Regions from separate parts of the Mus musculus genome. Here region 2 is linked to region 1. Evidence: chromatin contacts called from ENCODE Hi-C or POLR2A ChIA-PET data. All regions are on one chromosome and are shown on one strand. The core of a region is the stretch at or near the end of the contact, and the rest is flanking DNA. Distances in the headings are between cores, read along the strand shown.

The links. A loop is a pair of places that touch in the nucleus more often than their neighbours do. ChIA-PET counts read pairs that join two places held with the same protein, here RNA polymerase II (POLR2A).
Region 2: a map of v-Abl transformed pro-B cells shows a loop between it and region 1 (2.4-fold over the local background). The contact joins the promoter of Usp10 here to the promoter of Osgin1 in region 1. A Hi-C loop is called at or near these places in 2 of 37 maps with a recorded cell type or tissue (regulatory T cell and v-Abl transformed pro-B cells). POLR2A ChIA-PET finds 5 or more read pairs at or near these places in 1 of 5 experiments (Patski).

Annotation. Positions count from the first base shown.
Region 1 is chr8:119,435,847-119,439,979 of GRCm38, forward strand. It overlaps Osgin1 (oxidative stress induced growth inhibitor 1), which reads left to right and starts at 1,301. Exons shown (of 6, transcript NM_027950.2): 1 at 1,301-1,447.
Region 2 is chr8:119,908,736-119,912,468 of GRCm38, forward strand. It overlaps Usp10 (ubiquitin specific peptidase 10), which reads left to right and starts at 1,625. Exons shown (of 14, transcript NM_009462.2): 1 at 1,625-2,204. The coding sequence starts at 2,184.

The DNA of each region.
Region 1 (4,133 bases), core at 51-2,550:
GGTACTTGGCCTTCAACCTAGGGTCTCATGCAATGCTAGGCACAGGTTCTACTGATCTATTCCCCAAAACCTATATGCGGTATTTTGAATAATCATTCTTTTAATCCAAGAAAAACAAAATATCATTTTTTAAATCAAAATGCTGTGCTAGCAGCCAAGACTCTTGCAGCCGAAGGATGTTCCACGAGGTGGGCCCAAGGACCCCGTCTTTCTTTACAACTCTGAAGTTTTCTTTTTCTGGAATTTGTATTCTTTACTTAATTTTTTTTCTTTAGAAAATTGTACCAAAGTGTCACTTTGTTTAATGAGTTCCTTTTTTTTTTTTAAAGAATTGTTTATGTAATATATATGAGTGTTCTGTCTTCAGACATACCAGAAGAGGGCATCAAATCCCATTACAGATGGTTGTGAGCCACCATGTGGTTGCTGAGAATTGAACTCAGAATCTCTGGAAGAGCAGCCAGTGCTCTTAATCGCTGAGTAGTCTCTTGGGTACTTAGAGTGAGAGCCTGACACTCCCCCCCCACCGCCCCTCCCCAGTTCTGGTCCTGGTGGTAGAGTGACAGCTGATCAGGACAGGAACAATGGCCACCAAGGTGAGTGCACCGACCTAAACCACTGCCCAACTTCCTTCTCTTGAGCCAAGGCTCCATATGGAAAAGCGCTATTCCAGACCCAGTGTGCAGTAAGGGATGTCTCCCTAGGACCCAGCTTCCGTTCACGGACCACAAGAACCGGCCAGCAGACTGGCGTGACCCCCTACAGGAAGAGAAGTCTATAAGGACCAGGGAGGACGGACACACACTCACATGCGCATGCACGCACACATGAGGGAGTCCAACTCAACCCCACTTTTCAGATGGGGAAACTGAGGTTTGTTCAGAGTCTCCAACCAGGAAGTCGCTGAGTGGGAGTTGTCGGGGTTGACCAGTGACTGAGGGTTTTTTCTGCACACACCCGTGTCCCCTCTCCCCACACGCTGGGGTGGGAAGTGAGTGGAAGATCAGAGCTTTCTGGAGTTCAGAAGCCAGCTGGCCAGCTATTTCTCAGAAGCCTACCACTCACTGGTAAGGAAGAGACCTAGTGGTCTCTTTCAAGATTCCCTAGTTCCTCCTTCAAACTGAACCCGGGAAGGGAGGAACTGGCCAGCAGGGGCCCTTTAAGACTGGCCAGGGCCAAGTTCATTCACCCAGGGGCCCCTGCTGACTCACGCTTATGAAAGTGATTTTCCTGGTCCCGCCCCTGCCTCCGCCTCCTCCCTGCCCCGCTGTGAAATACCCCTGCTAGCCTTGGGCCTCGCACAGCCTCTGGGATCCCCAGGGCTAATGGGCATCCTGTTCTTGCAGCAGGGCACCGTGACAAAGTCTCTCACCGTGTGACCAAGTTCCTCTGAGTGTCCAGACAACCCAGGCTCACCAGCTCCCTCCAGCTATCTACCATCCATCAGGTGAGTGGTCCGGGCAAGGCTGTGGGTGGGAAACAATAGCTATGGGGCAAGGGTGGGCAGACGGGGGTCAGGAAAGCCGGGGTGTACACTGACTGGTCCTGAGGAGGACTCTGGGAGTCCTCCCTGCACCTCCAGCGATGGCCATGGTTAAGTGTCTGGGACACTCTCCCCCAGCGGCCCCTGGCTTAGCAGCCTAATCCTAACTCGTGAAATAGCTGTTCCGGCAGGAAGGAGCATGGGTAGCCTTGCTCCTTCGAGGCACCAATGGCCACTGTGTCTCCAGCCTGGCGAGGTGCTCCAGTGGGTCCTAGGTACCAGGCTCAGACAAGCACAGCCGAGGGTTCCTGGGTACTCGGTTTACGGAAGGTGCGGTGGAGAAAGTGGTGGACCGTGGAGGTTGGGCCATCAGGCACCCTTGGGCCCAGGTGGAGCAGGCACTTGGAACGAGGGTTCACTGTGACTAAGGCCAGGTAACACTTGGCTGACTGCACACTTCCTCCTGCCCCAGGGCTTTGTGTCACTAGCAGCTGTCACTGCTACCTGTTGCTTTATTTGGGAATGGAGGGGAAAGGATCCCAAACGAGGCTGTCTAGGACCTAGACGAGATGTCCCCTCCCCTTCCATTTTCCCCAACCTCAGTTTCATTCATGAAGTGGGGATAAGAAACCCCCAGCTCTTGGGGGTGGTGGTGGCATTTTTAGAGACAAATGGTATATGGTTCCCAGCCCTCCCTGGCATGACGATTTCATAACCTTAGAAATGTCTGCAGTGTTACACCAGGGCAACTATCGCCACTTCTGAGAAACTCATTTTTTATGTGCTCATACCTGTGGGGTCAGAGGTCGATGGCTAGCGTCTTCCTCAGTCACTGTCCACACCTTCTTTTTCATTCTATTATCACTATCATTATTATTATTATTGCTAGAGAGAGCACAAGAACACGTGTAGAAATCAGACAGCCACCCCTCCCCCCCCCCCCCGCCAGGAGTCAGGGGTCAGGGGTCAGCTTTCTCCTTCCATCTTTATGTGAGTGCTGCCTGCCCATAAGTCACTGCCCTTGTACAACAAGTTACCTGCAGGGCCACTTCCCTCCAGGCTTCCCTCTCCTGGACTGAACCTGGAGCCTGTCATTCAGCTCTCTGGCGGGTGATCTCCAGGGGCCCTCCTGTGTTTGTCTCTCCAGACCTAGGATTACAGACATCTGCTTTTGACAGGAGTGTGGAGAATCTGAACTCAGTTCCTCACGGTTAGGCAAGCACTTTACCCACGGAGCCATCTCCCTGGCCCCTTAAATCAACAACTTGAGAACGTTATTTTTTTTTTCTATCAGCATTGCCCAACCAGAGAGACTCCGAAATATGCCAGTACTTTTAAAAACTGGTTATTCTAGCCTGGAGGTGGTGGCAGCTTTCTCTTGTAATATGAGTGGTTGGGAGGTGCAGGCAGGAGGGTCAGCAGTTCAAGGCCTGCCAAGGCTTATTCTAGTTTCAAGCCAGCCTGGACTACATGAGACCCTGTCTTAAACAAAATGAGCAGCTTACCCCAATTCTACAAACTGAGGCCCCTGGGTGGAACTGCAGGTTGGAAGAAGCCGTTTTGCCTTATAAACTAGTAGCAGGTACTTGTGGGTGGTTGTGAGGGTGAACAGCTTGGGGGCGTGTGACTTCTGGGGGGTGGTCAGGCTTGGCGGTGACCTCATGTGTATGGTACCCAGCAAGCAGCTCTAGGTGACACTTGTGCCAGCTGCGAGAGGGACCTGGACTTAGAGTGCAAAGTCCTCCCAGTGTGTTAGCCCATCCCACTTCCTGGGAAGCAATATGGGTGTCCCCTTGGGCCTGGCCTTCGTGGACAGGGCCTCCTGCTGCCACCAGTGAGGAGCTGTATGCTGGGGTGCCCAGGTCTCTGGGAATGGCCGGCATGCTGTTTTCAGGGGTGCTGGAATATCTAGTAGGGTTATACCTGCAGGGATCAAATTTCTGTTCTGTTATGGGCCCACTCTGAAACTTAGCAAGCATGACTTTATCCGCCCTCCCTCCACCCCCGCCTCAGTCTCTTCATCTGAGACATGGATTGTCGTGAGAATTAAGAGAGAGAAGGCACAGGAAAGCACCCTGTTAGGATGCTACCCTCACCTGTGTTGTTACTGTTGCTGGGTAATGAATATGGTGGGAGTGGGGAGAGACGCCAGGCCTTTGCTGTGCCCTGCGCACACCAGTGAGGGGACACCACCCTCCAGGAACTGTAGCTGAATTTCCAAGGCTCTGAGCACAGCTACACCCTCTAGTTAGTGAGCAACTGACCCTCTTCCAGGACACTGGAGCCAGAATCTGCTGCAGGACAGAAAGGGACAGTAGAGGCTTCCCACCCTCTACACCTGCAGAGGCTCAGAGAAGCCCCTGGGGCAGGGTGACCTAGTTCAAGTCCAATCCAGCTGACTGGAGGTGGAACAGGTTTCTTGGCAAACTGTAAAAGTCTGTGCAAAGCTCTCCAGCCTCTGTTTCTCTATCTGTAACACAGAAGTGATCAAAAGAGTACTTTCAACCACCCAGATTAAAAATTGTAAGCATAAACCTCTGGGGGAGGGGGGATGTTGGAACTTACAGGACGCCAGCTCGACAGATGCCTGGAAAAGCCTGGCGCCGGCTCTATAATTACTGCCATAGATGTGTTACCCTAGGGTCCTCTT
Region 2 (3,733 bases), core at 375-2,874, 470 kb after region 1:
TTGATATCTGAGCCATTCTGGTCTGGATTTTTTTTTTCTTGAGACAGGGTTTCTCTGTGTAGCCCTGGCTGTCCTGGACCTCACTTTGTAGACCAGGCTGGCCTCGAACTCAGAAATCTGCCTGCCTCTGCCTCCCGAGTGCTGGGATTAAAGGCGTGCATAACCACGCCTGTCTCTGGTCTGGATTTTATCAGAGACCTGCCTGCCTCTGTTTCAGCCATCTGAGATTAAAGGTGTGTGCAATCAAGAGGGCCAAAAGAAAATTCTCAGGAGAAAGAAACCATTGAACCAACTCGTAGAGTTTTGCTTTGCTTTGCTTTGTTTGCTTTGTGGAGCCAGAGTTCGGAGTATGAAGCGTAGCCCTGTACTAGGGAAGTAGGGGCGGGAGATACAGGAGTTTCAGTTCATCCTTGGCTGCTAGAAAGTTTGAAGCCAATGTGCATGGGGCGCACGCCTTTAATCCCAGCCCTTGGGAGGCAGAGGCAGGCAGATTTCTGAGTTCGAGACCAGCCTAGTCTGCCAAGTGAGTTTCAGGACAGCTGGGGCTTTACAGGGAAACCCTGTCTTGAAAAACGAAAGAAAGAAAGAAAGAAAGAAAGAAAGAAAGAAAGAAAGAAAGAAAGAAAGAAAGAAAGGAAGGAAGGAAGGAAGGAAGGAAGGAAGGAAGGAAGGAAGGAAGGAAGGAAGAGAAAGAGAGAAAGTAAGTTTGAAGCCAGTGCGCATGGTGGTGCCCACCTTTAATCCCAGCATTTGGGAGGCAGAGGCAGGTGCATTTCTTAGTTTTAGGCCAGCCTGGTCTACAAAGTGAGTTCCAGGACAGCCAGGGCTACACAGAGAAACCCTGTCTTGAAAAACCAAAAAAAAAAAAAAAAAAAAAAGAAAAGAAAGTTTGAAGCCAATTTTTGCTACATGTGTAGCACAGCAAAGAAAAACAAAACCAAGACACCTGAGGGCAACTCTCTGGAGCAGCTGTGCCCACACTTGAACATTATCCTTTTCCTTCTTGTCTCTAGATCCTAAACTCAGTCCTACCCGTGTACCCTCTCTCACCTCTACTTAATAAACTTGCCAACTTTGCCCCACAGGGGCTTGTCATAAAATTCTTTCCTGGCCCGGCAGTGGTGTACACCTTTAATCCCTAATCCCTGCACGCTGGAAGCAGAGATAGGCAGATCTCAGAACTCAAGGCCGGCCTGGTCTACAGCTGGGAGTAGGAGGTTTAGTAAGGTTTTTTGTTTGTTTTTATTATTATTATTGCCTATATGGCTGAGTCAAGAACTTTCCCGTGTGTATACACTTGCGTGTGTGCAATAACTAACACCTACTGAGTCTCTACCCTTTGCAGAATGTGCTAAGTCATCAACATGACTATCCACCCCCCACCCCGAGACAGAGCTACCTTACGTAGCTGTGTGTGACCTGGAACTTGCTATGTAGACTGGTCTGCAATTCATAGATGATCGTCCTACCTCTGCAGTCTATATACTGAGCTCACAGGAGTACAATTCCTGGATTAACGAGTTCTTTCTAAAATTGTTTATTTTGCGTGTGCCCCTTTGTATGTCAGAAGACAGTCTGTAGTTGGTTTTCCCCTGGCGTCATGTGGATCCAGAGAATGGAACTCATTTGGTCCTCAAGGGTACAGGAGGCAGGGCTCCGTTACCCGCTGAGTCATCTCACTAGCTCCTTCAACGTTTACTTTTATGTTTTACAAAGAAAAAAAAAATCTTTTTTTCCCCAATGCCAGGTAAAACAAGCTAGTGAAGAGAATGAAGAGTGAAGGAATGAATGAATGAACGAACGGTCAGAAGAGCGCGCTCCATAGGGTAAGGGATCCTTGGAGATCTCCAGCGGAGATCCCAGGGCGGAGCTCAGGCGGACCCAGCGCAGTAACCACTCCGGAACTCCACCTTGCAGCCCCAGGGTGCCTGGCCAGCTCCATCCTCACGCCCTCGCCTGGAGCAGCCGCCCTCGGCGCGCTGGGGACAGAAGGGTCGCCGGCCCGGGGCGCACGCCCACCTGTCGCGCGCAGGCGCAGAACGCCGCCTGGCTCTCCCGCGGCGCAGTCAGTGCGCAGGCGCGGCGGCCGCTGCGAGTGTGTCTGTGCGGCGAGAAGATGGCGGCGACGGGAGACGCGGCGTGAGAAGCCGGAGCAGCACCGAACCTCATTGAGACGGGCCGCCATGGCCCTCCACAACCCACAGGTAGCGCGGGCCGTGTCTGGGCTGGGAGGTCTGGGCCACGGGACGGCCTCGGGGCGACGATCGCGAGGTGCGCGGCGGGCGAGCGGTGGGGGAGGCGCCGGCACGCTGCCGGCCTAGGCCCGCGCCGCGCCCCTCAGTGCCGCGCTTCCCCGGCTTCGGAGGCCGCCCGAATCTCCCCGAGAGCGCCCGAGCCGCCCCGAGAGTGTCCGAGCCGCCCCGAGAACGCCCGAGGCCGCAGGGAAGGCCTCCGCGTGCCCGGCCCGCAGCCGCCGAGTCCCGGGCGACGCTCTGGCCCAGCGCCGCCGGGGACCTGGCCCCTGGCCTCGGGAATTCTATTGCAAAGAAAACCGGGAAGCGCCGGGGCGGCATACTCCGGTTTGCCCGAGACTGACACCTTTTGCACGGTGTCCGAGCCCGGGCTGGGTCGGGGCCCGGCAGGCCGGATTGCCTGCTGTGTTTTCTGTGCCCGGAGCTGCTCCTGCAGCCCCTCTCCTAAGATGCACTTAGGACGAGTGAGAAGTCAGCACGTGGTGCCGCTTCTCCGGGCTGCGACTCTCGGGAAACTAAGAAGTAAAATTGCCTTTTTGAGGATGGTAGGTGGATGTATGTACAAGGCAGGTGAGGTCGGTCTGGTGAGGCCACCTTTGAAGAACGATCGTCTTTTTATTTGATCTTTCTCTTGGTCCACGATCGCCTCTAACTTAAGTTTTTTTTTTTCCCTATCTCAGCCTGGTGCGTTGCAGGCAAGAGCCACCATGTGCTTTTGAAAGGTTTTAGTAACTGTTGCAATATGGGATTTAAACCTCGAAACTGTTTTTAATAAAAGGTTAGATCCTAGGAGAAACTTCCGTTCTCTTAAGTATGTGGTGTTTCATAGATCAAATCTGAACTTTGCCTGTTTGACCTTTCCCCTCATCTGTAAATGCTTTTGTATTTGGTGTGCTTTTTTTTTTTTCAATAGGCAGACGATTCGTATTTGTTGAATAATATTTTGACAAGTGGTTTTTTTTTTTTTTTAAGTTTTAGACAGGTCTTCATTATGCAGCTGTGGTTGGCTTGCGATTAAGGCAACTGCCTACCTCTGTCACCAGAGGCCCTGGCGATTCGGAATATTCACCACCACCACATCTGGTTCTATTTAGGCATTTTTATTTTATTTTATTTTATGTGAATGAATGCTTTGCTTGCATATATGTATGTTCCTGGTGCCCATTGAAGCGAGAAGAGGGTGTTGGATCTCCTGGAACTGGAATTAGAATGGTTCTTAGCCTCTGAGTCCTGGTAGAAATGGAACCCCAGTTTTCTGCAAGAGCAACTATCTTAAACCTTGGAGCCATCAGCCCTTCATAGCCTTGCTCAATTCAAAAACACCTGTAGTCCCAGCACTAGGGAGGCAGAGGCAAGCAGATCTCTGAATTTGAGGCCAGCCTGGTCTACAGAGTGAGTTCTAGAACAGCCAGGGCTACACAGAGAAACCCTGTCTCGAAAAACACCAAAAACCTCTAGTTGACTACCTTGTTTTATTTTTG